Regions from separate parts of the Mus musculus genome. Here region 1 is linked to region 2. Evidence: chromatin loops called from intact Hi-C (ENCODE). Cell type or tissue: left cerebral cortex. All regions are shown on one strand. Each heading gives the region's core, and the rest is flanking DNA. Links, peaks and the distances in the headings are about the cores only.

Region 1 (8,560 bases), core at 1,555-5,554, 87 kb before region 2:
GTTTGTTTGTTTGTTTGAGACAGGGTTTCTCTGTGTAGCCCTGGCTGTCCTGGAACTCACTCTGTAGACCAGGCTGGCCTCAAACACAGAAATCTGCCTGCCTCTGCCTCCCAAAGTGCTGGGATTAAAGGCGTGCACCACCATGCCCGGCTACTCTTTCCCATTTTAATGTTGCCAGTACTTTCTCTGGTTGCTCTCTTCTGCTTATGCTAGATTTAGTATGCCTTTCTATCTAACAGGGAAAGCTGAGCCTGCTGCGGGGAGGGTGAGCCTCTCCTCCTATCCTCATCTGCCTGTCTCCTCCTTGCTCCCCTCTCCCTGTGAGGATGCCTGTGAGGCCTGTACTACTTGCTCATTGCTCTCTGCCTCCTCCTTGTTCCCCTCTCCCTGTGAGGCCTATACTGCTTGCTCCTTGCTCCCACCCAGCTCTCTGAGACTTCTCCTTTCTGATCCCCAGATTGGATAACCTTAATTGTCTGATAGTCAAGATTTTGGATTCTTTATTCTGCCAGTTCAAAAACCAAGATACCATAGAACCCTGCACTAGCCTTATGTTTGCTTGTTTGTCTTTTAGTTACTGTACTGTTTGATTCTATAATTTCTATCTCATACTTTCTTTTGATTTCTCTGACTTTCCTGAGATTCTCTCACTGGGAAAACACTGCTGGCCTTTCTCAGTTCTTTATTTTATGGCTGACTAAAGCCAGCTGCTTTTGATCTTATATAGCAACCCCAACACCTAAGTCCCTTCAGGGACAGCTCCTACTGCTTCCTTTCCTGAGTGTGGAAAAACTTTTTTCTCCTTTGCAGATTTCCTAACTTTTGTTGAAAATATGATATTTCAAGTAGTAAAGTAGTTTAAGTGAGAATGAGATTCCTCATCTCTTCTGCTTGTGGCTATTGCTTCTTGTATAGGGGCTTCCTTGACTTGACCCTGTGGAGTGTACATTCTTTGTGCATTGTGTATTATGTGTGCTCACTGAGGGCTCTGCTTGCTGAGCCTATGTTCAGATGATCATTGGACAGCCATTTCCCTTGAGTGTTGGATTGGGTAAGTTTCGCAGTCTCTGGTAAGGAGCTGTTGGCATGTCCTGGGCATGCTTTCAACACTCAAAAGGAGCCTACACCTCAGCTTAGCTTTCACTTGCTGCTTCTATAGAAGATGAATGTCGGAGGAGGGTGAGACTTCAGGGCCTTCTCAGTTCCCTGCTTGTCCTGGGTGTCACCCTGCATGGCCACCCATGCTGTTTCTCAGGAATATGTTGGGACTTTTCAAAGTCCCTTGTGGCTGTTTTGTTCTCTTCCTCTCTAAGTGCCTTGCTCAGCTCTGTTCTTGCTTCCTGTGTTGTCACTCCGGGCGGCTGGTGTGTTAAACAGCTGCCTCTGATAACAGCTCCCATCCTGGAAAGGTGTTAGTTCTGGGTGAATTGTAATAATAATAATAATAATAATGATGATGATGATGATAATAATAATAATAATAATAATAATAATAATAATGATAGCCTTGCAAATGCATCTCCAGGTAACTCCCAGGTGGGTCAGGAAACTTCCAGAACCAAGTCTGCCTTATCTCATCCAGTAGCTCCTGATCTCAGAGAAAGAAGAGGAACTGTTAGTTTTCAAGGCTGCTGAGGAGCTGGGAAGACAGAGAATGGGAAAGGGACACATTAAAACCCTAGAATACTCATTATTTTTGCAAAATACGGCTGCTTTTCTTATATAAATACTCCCTTGTTAGTGACAATCTTTGGTTAGTCTCGGCGTTCTGAAAGGGCTATTTTGACAGCCTTTCCCAGTGTTCTGCTCCTTTTGTGACAAAGAGCATCTTCAGAGGTCTTCGTACTGTCATTCTGATGAGCTTTTCTAGACTCTTTTTATCATGGGTCCCATTCTCCCGCCCCTTTCTAGACCTGATCACCTTCAATTAGAGGACAAACACTTAGTAGCTCACCCCATTGGTTGCTGCATGGTTCTGTGACTCCATCATGATAAGGGGCACAGTTCCACAGGGGGGTACAGTCCTTTCAATCCTCTTGGCCTAGGTAGGACCTTGGGTGCATTCCCTAGCAACTTCAAATCACCGTCTTCCTTCTAGCTAGTAGGGTGGTCCCAAGAGCATCCTGTTCTTACTATGGCCCACAGTTTTCTCCTATTCCAGTGCTGACCAGCTTCAAAGACACTTTGTGGGACCTCTGCTTGTTCTCATGGCTGCACCGCTCTTCTCCCTGGCAGCTGTACCCTGTCACTCCTGCATGTGGCTATAGGTGTTTGGGTTGTCATAGGACACCCTTCATCCTCTCTGTCTCTCAGAAATCCTGTTCTTCTTAGTGGACAAGAACTGTGAGCTTTGTGTGTTTGTCTGACTTTTTGGCTGCCTCTAATGAAAGCTCTTCTTTCTATGCTGCCCCATGGCCAAAGTGCAGGTGATTGCTGCCTGGCCTGGCATTTGAAAGACAGGGAGCATCTCTGGAGCACAAGTCTGAGATTGTGATGTCTTACAGATGTAGCTCTGAGGGAGGCCTTTGTGGACTGAGTGTCTCATATCCACTCCTGCTCCGGAGAACCCCTGGTTGGTAGAGTCTTGGGGGATATCTATTAAACTCTGCCTGCAACTCCCTGGTACACAGATGGCTTGGTACTATGTTCAGTGAGCCTCAGCCTCTTCAGTCATGGCATGTGAAGTCACAGCTTGACCTCTTCTCTTTGTCCTGTGTAAGCACCTCACACCCTCACGTCCTAAGTCTAAATTCCCAGTTCCAGCCAGTTGCATCTGAAACCCCATGAATACTCCTGGTGAGAACTGGCTCAAAGCAGTGCAGGCTGGCTAGGAGGACATGGGGGTACTTGGGAAACTGAGTTTCTCCAGGAGACAGAATTTCCATAGAGTCGCTGTTTTCTTTACATAATACCAAGGATGTGGAGAGAAGCCCACTACAGTGGCTTTAAAGTCTTCCCTAGAGGTGACCAACTCTACCCTGTTCTAAGGATGTGGCCTTATTTGGAAATGTGGTCTTTGGGGACATGACTGTTAGGGATCCAGAGATGACATCATCCTGGTCTGAAGGGTTCTCTGAGAGCAGCAGTGCATGTGCTGGCAGAAGAAAGAGAGGGAGGTATGAGACACATGCAGACAGAGAGTGAGACGGGTGAGACTGGAGAACTGTAGCCAAAAGACAAGGATGACTGTAGACCCAGGAGCTGAAGTAGCAGAAAGGATAACACACACACACACACACACACACACACACACACACCCTCAGGAAGGAGCCTGCCTCTGCCTAGACTTTAGTTTAAGGCTTTGGGACTCCGGGCACATGAGCTGATAGCTCTGTCTTGTTCAAAGCCCGTTGGTCTTTGGTAGTTTGCTGTAACAGACTGAGGCACACACACTTGTTTTGCAGGCAGATGGAGCACTCTGGCATGGCTCCCAATGTTTTGTAGGTCAAATAAACACATCTGCAAGTGCATCTCTCCCCAGTTGCATCCAGTTCCCTGAGATCTCTGTGAAAACACTTTGCAGTGTGTCTTAGTTCTGTTGAGGCTAGTTACACCAAGATTGAAAGTCAGGAGATGGGGGTGCACTCCTGGGTATACTTGGCCAAGGCTCCAGCCAGGCTCCCCCTGGTGGGTGTTTCGTATTGCCATGCAACTGTAGAAGGCACTGTGAGTGTTTCCTGCTTGCATCTGTACCCTGGGCTGCAGTGGGGGCTGCAAACATTTGGAGTGCTCACAGAGGGCCTCTCTCACAGGTGGGCCTGGCTGATCTCTTTAGCCTCTGATGAATAATGGAAGCTGAGGTCTGGGTCCCAGGACCTTGAACTTAGGGGGACTTTGGCAGTAACTGTCACATTTGCCATTTGTTCCCAGGCTCATCTTGTTAACGTAGGGTTTTTTTATTCCAACCTGGACACAGTATGTTTTATTGGGGGGGGGGGGATTGAACAGAAAGGATATGCAGAAAGCATAGAAAGACGCTGCACGTTTTGCCTAGAAATGGAGTGAATCATTAAAAAAACATAGGCACAGATGGAGCCTGCATCCCAGGAGCCTTGGGCCGACCCTGATAGGCCCATCACCAAGCAGAGGCTGCTTTCTCTTTAAACATTTAGGGCTGCAGGGCTTACACCTGTACCTCAGTACAGACAGGCTGAGTACAGCTGAGACCTGAGTGAGGAGCTAGTTGGCAGAAAACCCCAAAACCAGCCTGCATCTCTCTGGCATCTTAACTCTCACTGGTACTTTCCAGAAAGCAAGGCATTCAGCCGCAGCAGAGTCTTCTAGTTCTGGCACACACTGGGTGGGGGCTGCCTTCCCGCCCATCCCCTCCATTCTTCCTGAGGTTTGATGACTTGGGACTCGCTTAACCACCGATGATGGCAATCCCCCGCTGGCTCCTGAGATGGCCTCCTCTTACTCTCCCAGGATGCTCTGAGGCTAGGAAGAAACCCAGCCTGGGGCCCCAGGCATAGACATCTTAGTGACAGATGTTCGCTTGTTCACTTGCCTGGAACAGCCTAGCCAGGCTTAGAAAGAGAAAGGAAAACACACTTTCCAGGCACAGCTCTGGAAGGCAGGGAATCCCCCAGGGGGCTGCCAGGTCCGTCAACCTGGAGGTGTCTGTCATTCTGCGCATTTGCCTCTTCACATCAAAGGTTATACATCAGTGACAGCATTCTTACATGCTTCTGCAACTTGCAAGATGGTGTGGCAAGTAAAGGTACATGCAATCGAGCCTGACAATCTGAGTTTAATCCAAGCCCTACACACACACACACACACACACACACACACACACACCTTTAATTAAGAAGATGCTTCTAACCATTCTTACATGCTGAAATTTCAATCATGCCCATAGGCATGTCCCCTGTGCTCAAGTCACTAGCTATCTTAGTCAGTCAGTGTTCTATTGCTGTGGAGAGACTCCATGACCATGGAAACTCTTATAAAAGAAAGCATTTAATTGGTGTTGGTTTACATTCTGAGGTCAAGACCATTATCATCATATCGGGAAGCATGGTAGCACACAGGCAGACATGGTGCTGGAAAAATGTTCTAGATATGGATCAACAGACAGCAGGAAGAGAGAAAGACACTGGGCCTGGCTTGGGCTTCTGAAACCGCAAAGCCCACCCCTAGTGACACACTTCCTCCAATAAGGCCATACCTCTTAATAGTGCCACTCCCTGGTGACCAAGAATTCAAATCTAACGAGCCTACGGAGCTATTCTTATTCAAAACAACACTAGTCTTCTCAGGTTCAGTGGACCCTGCCCTTTATTCAAGGGCTAGGAGGACCTTGGCCTAACCAGACTCACCTTGCAGGAGCTATGCCCAGGGTTTGTGTGGGACAGTGATCCCCTTGGGCCATTCTGACCATTGCTGGCTCTGAAGGCAGGAAACAGTGGTTTATTTCTTCAAAGTTGATTGATTCCTTCAACTTTCTAGAAGTTTCCTTTAAAAGGCCCAGGCTGTGTGCTGGCGCTCCATCAGGCCACATGTTACACTTGCTCCAGCTAGTTGGTGCAGTTCCTTCATTTCAGCGCTGGTCTCTAGCTGCCCGTCCCTTCCAGAGGCATCACTGATGAAGAGACACTGATGCGCCCAGTGATGTCCACCTAGGCTTAGTCATCTGTTCCTGCCATAGCTCACCATGTAGCTCCTTAGGGGGGACTCCAGCACAGGTTAACCAGGTCTGTGCACAGCTGAGGGGTCCATGCCTATGGTGGGCAGGAATGCTGTGGCTTGTATGGTGCCTTCCCGGCACCCTCTCCCTTCATCCCAACATGGCCTTGGATATGGCAGCTCCTAGTTTGCTTGTTTAACCCATGCTTACTAAGAGTGGGTCCAGGGCTTTCTCACAAGTGCCAGAGTTCACCTGGGCAGGCAGTGAGACTCTTTTTCTAAGTCATTTGGTGAAGTGTGAACCTCCTGACACATGGGCAGACTCCCCACAGTACCTGGGCATACTGGAACTCTTACCACAAAAAACGTACATGTCACCACTTTGTCCCAGAGGTCTAGTGGATACTACAGGTTATGGAGTGTTCCTAGGAAGGCTATGGAAAATTCAGGGGTATATGTGGTCTGGACAGAGCAGTGACACTGAGCTGGGTGGGGTCAGGGCAGCCAATGATAGCTGCTGGGACACTCTGGTGCTCTCTTCATTTTAGGGTCATAAAGACTCCATCTGGTCCTTCTGCTGTCTCTGGGACCAGAACGTGCCTGCCTTTTTAGAAACTGCCTCCCCCTCCCAGATGCATCTTTACCGCCTCTCCTGCAGGAATCCTGTAGTCATCACTTTTCTCATCACTTTGACAGAAGCATCACAAGAGAGGAGGATTTGCTTTGAACTCAGATTTAGTCCATCATGACAGGACAGGCATGGCGGTGGAGATATCTCAGTCCATGTGGGTAGGAGCAGGAAACCACTGCTTGTTCTCAGCACATACAGCAAAAAGGCCTGAACCTTCAAAAGGCCTGATGACCTATGTCTGTCCCCTATTCCTTATGTCCCCAAAGTTCTAGAACCTCCCCCAAAACAGTGGCACCTTCTGGGGACCAGGCACTCAAACACGGGAACCTGCTGAGGTAGCTTCAGACCTAAACCATACACCCTTCCTGACCTCTGCCAACAAGGAACCTTCCTCAGGGCTCTCCCTCAGGGCTCCCTGAGGCAGACACATAGTGGCCCAACCCAGCCAAAAGGAAGAACAAAGGTGTTGAGCTTCGTGACTGCCCAGAGAGAAGCTGGCCCCACCCCAGCTGCCCACATTCTATCCTGACCTCCCTGCCCATCTTCTCCTGGTTCCCCAAACATACAGCACACACCACACATTCTGTGTCTGATTCTAAACAACAAAAAAAAGAAACAAAGACACTTCCTTAGGAAGGCTGAACGCCCGATGTTTGTTCTTCTTATTGGAATCCTGGTGAGCCATGGGGCACTCGCTGTTCGTGCGCTTATTAAAAAGAAATGCATGGGAAGAGTAATTGCCTGTTCTGTGGTGAGAAATTACCATCTCTGTTTTATTTATTGCTGTATAGGAAACAAGAAACATAGCACATAATTTAGTGATTAGAACTTTGCAGCTTTCACTTCATATAATTGCATGCTTTTATTAGTAAAGCTATTACTTTGATTTTTAAAAAAATCCTTTCTGACCCCTTTCAGGGTCCTGAGAAGCAGAAGGGTCTCATGTGGAGCCCATGATTTTCAGCAAGACTGAGAGTGATGATCCTGTCTTTCCCCCAAGAATTGTGGGTTGGAGCTGGCAAGGGACTGGTGGAGGAGGGATGCTGGAACTCGCCAGCAATGGTTAACAAGGGAGAGACTTGGGGTAGCTTGTGTGCATCCAAATCCTCAAGGGACGGGAACTAATAAAGTGCTAACATGCCCATGAAGGGACTGATGAGCAGAGTCTTGACCTAGGCTGGCCCTGGGCCATCAGCTGCCTCTGGCCTGGAGTGTGGACAGTGTTCAGCATCTATCTTTTACAGTGCCCGTCTGGGCTGTCCCATTTGGGACCCATGACTCTTACTGCTGCTCTGGGTCATAGAGTTACTGATTTACCTCCATATCCTGGGTTTGAGGTTCCATGCAGCCCCTCTCATCCTCCCCAAATAGGGTCCAGCTCCGTGGGGTCTCATCGCTCAGCAGAAGCCTCACCTCATTTCTCATGGTTATCTCCAAAGCTGGAGCAGGCTGTTCTTTCCTCTGCAGAGGAAGTATTACAAACAGGAAGAGGTCCTGGCCCTTAGAGCCACTAAAACCTGCTCTAAGGGGACAGTAACTCTAAACAGCTAGCCTCTGGGTGTTCATATTCTGTTTTGTTAATTTGCGTATTCAAAATTTATCCAAATTCCTGCATTTTTCCAAATATGAAACTATCTACCTCAAGACTGATGATTATTGAAGTCCAGTGAACTTTGTCCTCCTGTACTCTGTGAGGTTCCCTTTCCTCCAACACCTACCACCGGAGGGCATGGAAGCATGTTGCCAAAGATGTCACCATGCCTTTCCGATCACCCAGCCTCTCTATCCTGTCTACGTGACAATCAGCCTCCAGCAAAGTCATTGCAGCTAAAGACTAAACATGCTTCAAGTACTACATTGAGAAACCACTGCTCTGACCTCCCACCTGGCCTTCCGTGGCCCCAGGAAGCAACCTGTGAATGAGGAGACAGACTGAAGAGCCACCAGCAGGACACCAGTTCACTAGCCACAATCCCATCCAGGACACACGGGACCTAAAAAGTTCCTTTGTTGTTGTCAAATGCTACATGGAGGTTAGATGGATGCTGAGCCAGCCCATAGGACTTTCTTTTCCCTGCAGACCCAGTGCCCATCTGGGCTGAGTGGAGCCAATTAACATCCTGGTAGGGCTCAAAAGCTGCTGAGGTGCTGGGTTCTGTACTTTACAGGAATGGAGAAAGCCTGACCCAGGCATACAGTTTTCTAGGCCACTGTCCTTGACCTAAGACTCTGATTCAGAACCTGGGAGAAGTTCCTAGGAGACTCTGACTTTTGCCCCCCCCATGAGTGGCACTGACTCTG
Region 2 (8,560 bases), core at 2,090-6,089:
AAGTACTCAGTAGAGGTGCATCTAGCCAGGGCACTAGCAGCCATCCAAGGCCATCCTTATTCTAAGAAGAAGTGTTTCTCACAAGTAGCTTGCTATGTCCTTGGTAGCCTTAGCCCTTCCAAGAGCAAGAATACAAGTCAGCCAGTCTCGATTCTAACAACCATGAGTGTGACTCAGTCTCAGCCTCCTCATCGGATTGTTTCCTGTTCTCCCACAACCAGCTTGTGGATTCCTGAAGCCAAGCAATACAGAGAGAAACCCAGACTCCTGTGGCCCTGGGTTCTGGATGCTTGGAACTTTCCCCTTAGCTGCTGCAGGGCAGCCAACCTTGCTCCTTCTGAGCATGGAGTAGGTTGTAGCTCATCTAGACTGTCCCTAACCAGGGAGTATTAACAAGCCCACTCGAGTCTATACTCACAGCTGCCTGTAATCAGCAGCCACATCTCTACAACATCAATAAGCCAAGTTCAAAGGCTGCTGAGAAGGCCACAACTTTGATTGAGATCCTAACACTTCAGAGGAGGCCAGAGCCACCAGCTCAGTCCATGAGACTATCTGGATGATCTCTTCCCAGTACAAAAAAAATAAAAAGACTGACCTTTCTAGAAGAGAGGCAGAACCTGCGGGCAGTTGGGGAACTGGACTGTCCATCAACTGGGGACTATGCTTTAAACAGGACACATACTCAGAGCCCTCTGTACCTTTGCTGCCCTGATACTTCGTTTGGAGAGAATGTCTGTGGTGAGATTTGCATTAGGAATCAGCTAAGCAGCTAGGCACAGCCCTGTGCCAGCAATGGTGAGAACCTAGGAGATCTGATCAAGTCCTGAGGACGTGTCGCCTGGGACATGGCCCCAGAGCCAATACAACAACAGCTTGTCACATACAACCTAAAACAGGACATTCTTTCTTGCACGTTTAAAAGGTTGGGAAAAGTAAGAATAACATTTCATAGCATGTGAGAACTATGTGATTTTTTTCCAATGTTGGCATCCACCTAGTCCTTTGCTGAAGGCTTGTCTGCACCAGCAAGGTGGGGTGCTGTTAGGAAGACCTAGCCCACAGAGCCTAAAGAGAGGTGCTGTCTGGCCCTTTATGAATCTGGCCATGATGAGATGTTCCGTGCTGTGTGTCTACAGGGACTATCCTGTCTCAGCCAAACATGTGGAGGTTTACAGAGAGGGAACTTTGTAAATGTTGTGAATGTTAACAGTCACTTCCGGTTTACTACCTATGAAGATGACCCTGGATGACGAGGTAGGATAACCTGCCTGGCAATGGACAGGCCTGAGGACTATAGCTGGAGTCGTCTTAACATGAAATCCTCAAGGACAAAGTATCAGCACGTGCTGGAGACTTGCAGGCAAGTCATCTCTATTGTCATTGTCCTGCTGTCCCATGAGCCAGCTCCTTGCCAGACACCACTGCTCATGTGACTGTCATAGATGCTGTCATGTGACTGTCACCCTCTACTGGCATCTCTGCAAGAACTGGACTTGGGGAACTTTTGTAAACAGAATGTCCCCTAAGCAAAGACCCAACCTGTGGGGCAGAGATTGTCATTTCCCAACATGGAGGGATTTTACCTATGCTGTGTAAGGGTCCTCATCGCCTGCATCCCCATGGTCTCAGGTGAGGGTTAGTTCATTGTCTTGTCCTAGCCTTGATCTTTTCCTGTGCTCTCTTGGACCAGTTTGGAGAGTTAGCAGTTATTCTGCGATGACTATCTCCATAATGCCCAGAGATCAGGCTGTGTCCCATAGCAACACAGAATCCACCCAGCTGGAGATGCCCAGAGGAGCAGACTAGAAAAAGCTTGGGCCTCTTGGAACCTTGTGTAGGGGCAGGTTCCTAACTGCAGGGTCATTTACATTACTCCCAGTGTTGAGAGATATGAGATCTGAGCCTTGAGCCACAAATATCAGGTTTTCTTATGTAGAAAAGGCAATCCACAGGCAGCTATGCTTCTAGTAAGAAGCAAGTGTGGCCTGTCTAGCAAATAGGACAGGGGGTCTCCCAGAGCAACAGCAAAGGCTGGGTGGTAACCAGAAGTACATCTGACTATATCATGCCTCCGTTTCCCCATACCATCGAAGATTCTGTGTTGATATAGAACAGGGGTTCTCAACTAGGAACTTTTCAACCTTGGGGTTGAACAACTCTTTCATGGGGATCACCTAAGACCATAGGAAAACACAGATATTTATACTGTGATTCATAACAGTAGCAAAACTACAGTTATAAAGTAGCAACAAAAATAACTTTATGGTTGGGGTTCACCACAACATGAGGAACTGTATTAAAGGGTTGAAGCATTAGAACGGCTGAGGACCACTGATATAAAACATGGCTCACCATGCAGGTCATCACGGCACCTGTCTCCAGTGGTACCCCAGAGACTAAGCCTGAAGTGATGCCCTCCATGGGCAGCTCCAACCTAGGCCCTGGCACAAATGTAGAGAGGCATATGTGACCATTATGAATGGTTTAGTGCCCGAGTATTTATAAAGCCAGGCCTTGGGCTCTGTTTTTGGAAACTTCAGCTACACAATACAAGGAGATAGACTCCTTCTGGCCACTCCAGGAAGAAGCTGAGAATCATCACTCACGCAGTACATAGAGTCCAGGGGCCAGTAGCCAGGCCTCTTCTGCCTCTCCTGAGGGCCTGGACCACCTGTGACAGACCTGGAGCCCTGAGCAGAAGACCAGTGTCAGAGCCTACTCTGATTCAGAGCCACCTCCCCCTACATACTTCCTGCTCTCCTTTCTGCCCCGTTCCCTATCCACCCGACTAAGACTATCATCCAGGATCCATCAGGGACTTTGGCTGGCCTCCAGTTCCTGGAGAAGAGACTCTGAGAGTTCAGAACACATGGAGGCCTCCATCACTCATAGGGTGCTGAGCAGACAGAATTCCTCAGGGTCAAGTCCCTTATCTGAAGTTCGGGGCTCAGTGTTCCCACTGAGGACTGGGACAGGAGAGTTGACCACACCCCACCCAGAGGTTACACACCACAGGATTTCTAAAACAAAAATCACAATGTCCCTGGGTCTAATTCTATCTTTATGATCCTTTAACTACCTCCCCTGCCCCAGGAACTCTAGCTTCCAATCCTTTAAACTCCAGAGTAGCAAGAACCTAGGGGCCTCCTAGAGTAGACACTAGCTTTAACAGCACCTGAAGAGCAAAGTTGCTAGGTGGGATGGAGGTGCTACAAGAAAAGGAGCCAGGTGGAGAGGGAAGGGAATGGTCCCCAAACAGGTGTCTCCTAATCACAATGTCATGCCAACATCTGCCAAGGGGATAAACTTTGTGAAAAAGCTTGACCTGATCCAACTCTCCCCTCAGGCAACCAGTCTGGGCCAAGCCATCCCACAGCAGATGAGCTGGACTCTGACTCACGCCTCTGTACACTTTCCTTCTCAACACTCAGTCCTTTGGCCCAGGCTTGGAGAAGGGTTCAACACTGGGGTTAGGGAAGACACTTTCTGCCCCGCCAGGCCATGTCCACAGACAGGAGCAGCCCTGCTGACTCATGCTCACACAGTCTTCACCTCAGTTTCGGAAAATTTGGATTTGAACAGTATTTTAATACATGGATTGTGAAGATTCTTCCAAAATCAATTTCCGTTTTCACCTTCCTGTTCCTGCAGCCCTCGAGAGACAGGGATCTCTTTTTAAAATGAAATAACATCATCCTGTCCTCCTTTTGGGGAAAATGCTTTAATGTGAGTTGTCTGAATCGGTTGGAAGCAAGCAGCAAACCCTGGTCGGTTGTCTCTTTAAATCGACTCTGCAGTGTGACGGGCAGCCGGCCGCCGGGCTGGGAAGAACCATTCCCGCTCTGCCGCAGGGAGCCAGGGCACGGCGCTGCCGCGGTCCGCGCCTCCCCCAGTCCCCATGGTTACAGCTCCTGCTTCCCGGCCGGTCCTTCATTCCCCTGGCTGTTGCTGCAGAAATCCGGCGCGCAGGCGGCTGGCGTCCCCCAACCCAGAGCTGGAAACTGCCTGCAGAGAGCGCATTGGATGCCTGCTCTTCTCGGCTCTGACTCACTCCCTCCGGGTGCAGAGCTCCGTCCCCAGCGCAGTGCTCTGGCCACAGCCAGTCGCCAGGCTGCAGCCCTGCAATCTGTTGATAACTCCACTTATAAGCTCCAATCTCATGCCTTTCGTCATAGAAAGCTGTTCCCTAGCACGAGGGACATGCCACATCTCGCCTGTGAGAAGCAGGAGACCTGTGCCTCTTCGGCTGCCTTTACCAAAATAGGTGAGAAGTTGGGTGGCTTTCTCCTGATGTCTGAGAAGGGAAGGGGAGGGGTAGGGCTTGTGCCCAAGCTACTGGCCGGCCACAGTGTCCACTCATGAGGGCCATTTCTGGAGCAGAAACGCTGTGAGAGATTCGGCCACTCTTGCTGTTGGGAAGGTGGATTCTGAATAACTTTGGGTAAGTCTAGAGCTTGGAGCCTTAGCAAGACCACATAGTTCCAGCCAAGCAAGAATGTCCATGCGGGAGACGCCAGCCCTCAAGATCTAGCTACATCAGGCGGCAGCAGCAGCTTCTGCCTGCCAGGTCTTCCTGGGCACTGAGAGATTTACTCAGGTTTATTTGACTCTCTTGATTTCAATTGATAATGCTGGTCTGGCTTGTGCAGCCCGAAATAACCAAGTTACGGTCTTATGTTGGGATGGCGAGCAGAGACTACTTAAGGGATGCTTTCCGGCTGCCAGGAGCCAGGTTTCCTCCCAAGTCCCAAAGCCCAGGTTGTTACCACCTCTCTGGGTGCCTCAGATGAAGCCTGAGCTAAGGACTCCAACAGGCTGGCCAGGTTCATAGGAGCCAGAAAGGGGCAAACTTGGGAAGGGACTGAGTGCCCCCTGAGTATACCTGGGTATTGACCAGTATCAGGCTCCCTTGCACTCTGACCATGCATTGTCTTTGCAGGTGGGTCAGCCTGCAGATCCCCATTCATCTTGACACAGTCACTCTGAGGTAGCCTTCCCAGGAGCTCGACCGTGACTGTGTGGGACTTGACCTTCCAGATGGCCATGGAGGCTAGAGGGGAGAAGGGTGCAACATAGTGGTCGGTGCCAGCAACCCCATCAGTGCGCTTGCCTCCCTAACTCTGCAGGGCTCATGGTGAGTACACAGCCCAAGGGGCCTAAAGCTTTGACCAAAACCCTGCCGTTCACATCAGATCAGGGGCTACCATCTCTGTTAGGTGGAGGAGGCCTGGGCAGGAAAGTAAGTTATGGGGTGGTTAGGCACTTAGCAGCTGTCCAGCCTGTGTCAGTCCTGGGGTGGGATAACTCTATGGGGGCAGTGGGGTCTGGCTACATTGAGTCTCTGGCTGCCTGCCAGGGTCTGTCTGCTCACTGGCTCACTTGGTGCTGTTCATACTAATTAGCTGAAGGCACGCGGCAATGTCGAAGCATTTAATCAACAGAGTGGCATCCATCCATGCCCTGGGAAACCTTGTCTAGTCCTAGACTGGGTTCCCTCCCACTCAAGGGGGCCTCAGTCAGGTCACCAAGCCCTTCCTACTGTCCCTGCTCCTCAGAAAGTCAGCCGGCTTTGGCAGCTAAGGCTACAACAGGAGGGGGGAGGGTGTTTCTCTCACACTAGAAAAGGGTAAGAGCAGTGTGGTCAGCGGGTTGGAACAGTGTCCAAGACGTGGCGGGGCCCTTCCTGAAGGCTAAAGCTTGTATTGTGGTTGCTGCCTATTGGTCTCTAAGAAGGCTGACAGCCGAGTAAATAATGCATTGTGTATGCTCCTAAGGGACAGCTGACAGGGGCAGCTAGGGCTGGAGTGCGTGCTGGGAATGCCAATGACCACCAGGATAACATGTCCATAGCCCAGACGTGGGCATAGGTTCCTCAGTGCAGACCTGTGTGTCTGCCTAGTAAGGGGCATTCTGTCTGAATCTCTGCTCACTTGCTTCTTGCTCCACTCAAAACGCCCAAGAAGAGAGATCCCTGTTACCCGAATTAACATCACTTTAGCCTCCCTGGCTGGAGCAAAGGTTATGTCCATGCTGTCTCCTGACCCCAGCAAGGTTCCCTCTTCTAGGTGCTGGCAGCTCTCAAAGGAGAGCACCCTGGGCTCAAGGGTCCCTTGATTTCTACTGAGTCTCCTATTGCCCCCAAGTGCCACACCCAATATGGCTGTCAGCCCTAGGTTGGAATGGTTTGTGGCCTTTGTCCTCAAATTCATGTTTGCAAAAATGGAAAGCTACCCTTGGCAGATGATAGGTAAACTGGCTGAAGCTTCAGGAGGCATGGGTGGCTGCAGTGACCACCCTATGTGACCCACCGGGCAGAATTTAGCTGCCTAGCTCAGCCCTGCCACCTACAAGCCCCTGGCCCCCTCCTACACTCAACTCCCTATATAAGAAGTATCTGCCCTTTGCCCCCTCTCGTCCCAATGTGCTAGACTCACAGCAGTTGCCAGCAGCCCTGCGGAGATTTCTGTTCCACACGAGGACCATGCCAGACTTTAGGAGCCCAAGGCTGCCCATTCAAGAGCTCACACTGTAAATGCCTCCCTGACAATTTGGCCTGGAACCTGTGGACTTTCAAGGAGCTTATTATTATGGACTGATAGTTTGCAGATGAGAAGTATCTGAGAGACACAGAAAGTGGGGGATGGACAACCTGAGGTGCTATACCTTCTGTATGTCTACAGGCTGTGAGGCAGGTGCTGGACAAATCACCTGGGACCCAGGGACAGAATGGTCAGTAGTTCTGAGACTGGTTGGCCTTAGCCGAGGCTCCATAGCTAGCTGTACCGTGCCTACTGGAACTTCTCCAACGCATGTCTCGCAGCTCACCACTTTCCTGCTCTAAGGCTTAAGATACAGCCAGTGGCCTTCTGAACCACATACCAGGGTAGAAAAGAGCACTAGGGTCAAGCTTCTTTACTTAGGCCATGCCATGCTCCTCTTCCTAGACATTATCCTTGTCTGATCCTCCCCATGACTGTGTCCAACATGGGAAGCTGAGGGCACCTCTGTCCTCAGAGCATCTCTGTCACAGCAAGTAACAAACTCAGGAGCCAACTAGCTTTGCTACACTAAGCACTGCTGTTTAACTCCAGCAGACACCCAGGCATGGATGACTTTGCTCTCTCTCACCTGTGATTCTCACAGTTAGCACCAAGAAATCCTGTTCTTGAAGGGAACAAAGTGACACCTGTGAATGACACTGAGAGTTGTTCAGTATCTGCCTTCTCTCTGCTGGTCCTTGAGAGCATCCACATTGGTGGACGAACTAAGGCACTTGCCACGTTCATGGCTCTCATTTTCTGGCAACTAGAGGGGAGGAACTAAGCAGGATAGGCGGGTGTGACAGACATAGTCTGCTGTGGTGTGGGATGTGTGGTATAGAGTAGTGTGGTACAGAACACGGGCTGTAAAGGAGGTGGGGTTGGGGTAGGGTGGAGAATGGCATGACACAGAATATATGGTGTAGAATGGATGGTGTGTGTGCTGTGAAGTGTGTGGTATGGGCTGTGTGGTGTTAGGTGTGTGTTGTTGGTGTGTGGTGTTGAAGAGTGTGGTGTGGGTGTGTGGTGGAGATGTACAGTGTGGATGTAGAATGTGCAGTGTGGGTGTGTGGTGTAGGGTGCGGTGGAGTGGCACGTATGGCACTGGTATAGAATGGTATAATATAAAGTGTGTTATAAGACTGTGATACAGGCTAGTGTGGTGTGGGATATGTGTTGTAGGAGGTGGGATATGTGTTGTAGGGTGTGTGGTGTGGGGTTTGTGGTAACATGTGTAGAGTGGGTGTGGGATATAGAATGTGTGGTGTGTGCTGTGGTGTGTGCTGTGGGATGTGGGGTGTGGGGTGTGGGGTGTGCTGTGAGGTGTGAGGTGAGGTGTGGGGTGTGTAGTAGGGTGTGTGTTATGTGGTGTACATGTGTGTGGAGGATGTGTGATATGAGATGTTTGGTATAAAATGTACAGTATGGAGTAGAGTGGTATAGTATGAGATTGTTGCATGGAATGATGCAGTATTAGATGTATGGTATGGGATGTATGGTATAGAATGTGTAGAATAGGTGTGTGGTGTAGGATGTGTGCTGTAGAATGTGTAGCATGTGATATGTAGTAGGAATATAAGCTGTGCTGTGAAGTATTTGAAGTTGAGCAATATGATATGAGATGTGTCATGTAGAATGTGTGGTATGCGGGGTAGGATGTTATAGAGTTACCAGAGTTATAGAATGTGGTGTGGGATGCATGGTATGGAATGGTGTGACATGAGATATACGGTATAAGGTATGTGGGGTGGCATGTGTGGAACAGTGGATAATGTATGGTGTGGGGTGTGCAGGGTGGCATTAGTGGAATGGTGTATCATGTGTGTGGTGGGATATGACACAGTGCTGTAAACTTGGAGTGGTGGGTCATGCCTGTCATCTCAAAATCCAGGAGGCTGAGGCAAGAAAATTGGCATGAGGCCAGCCTGGGCTATACAGCAAGACCTTGTCTCAAAACCAGAGTGCTGCAATATAGAGCGTTACTGTCCAAGACAGTGCTCATTGGGATGGTGCATAGA

Evidence for each region. Hi-C counts contacts between places; a loop is a spot of excess contacts. Peaks named below come from ENCODE experiments on the same cell type or tissue, not always from the same donor. Only the 100,000 strongest peaks of a DNase experiment are listed, where the experiment ranks them.
Region 1: a loop joins it to region 2, with 2.0 times the contacts of the local background. A loop is called at or near these places in 2 of 42 quality-filtered maps.

Annotation. Positions count from the first base shown.
Region 1 is chr7:139,743,380-139,751,939 of GRCm38, forward strand. No RefSeq gene overlaps it. Among named protein-coding and RNA genes, the nearest start is that of Mir6401, 31 kb to the right of the region's middle. In left cerebral cortex, for the core only: a CTCF peak has its summit at 3,637 (motif pointing left); DNase peaks (open chromatin) are centred at 3,569 and 4,425.
Region 2 is chr7:139,830,261-139,838,820 of GRCm38, forward strand. It overlaps Adgra1 (adhesion G protein-coupled receptor A1), which reads left to right and starts at 3,914. Exons shown (of 8, transcript NM_177469.3): 1 at 3,914-4,267; 2 at 4,943-5,137. In left cerebral cortex, for the core only: a CTCF peak has its summit at 3,863; DNase peaks (open chromatin) are centred at 3,451, 3,938, 4,481 and 5,515; H3K4me3 peaks cover 2,742 bases; H3K27ac peaks cover 3,781 bases.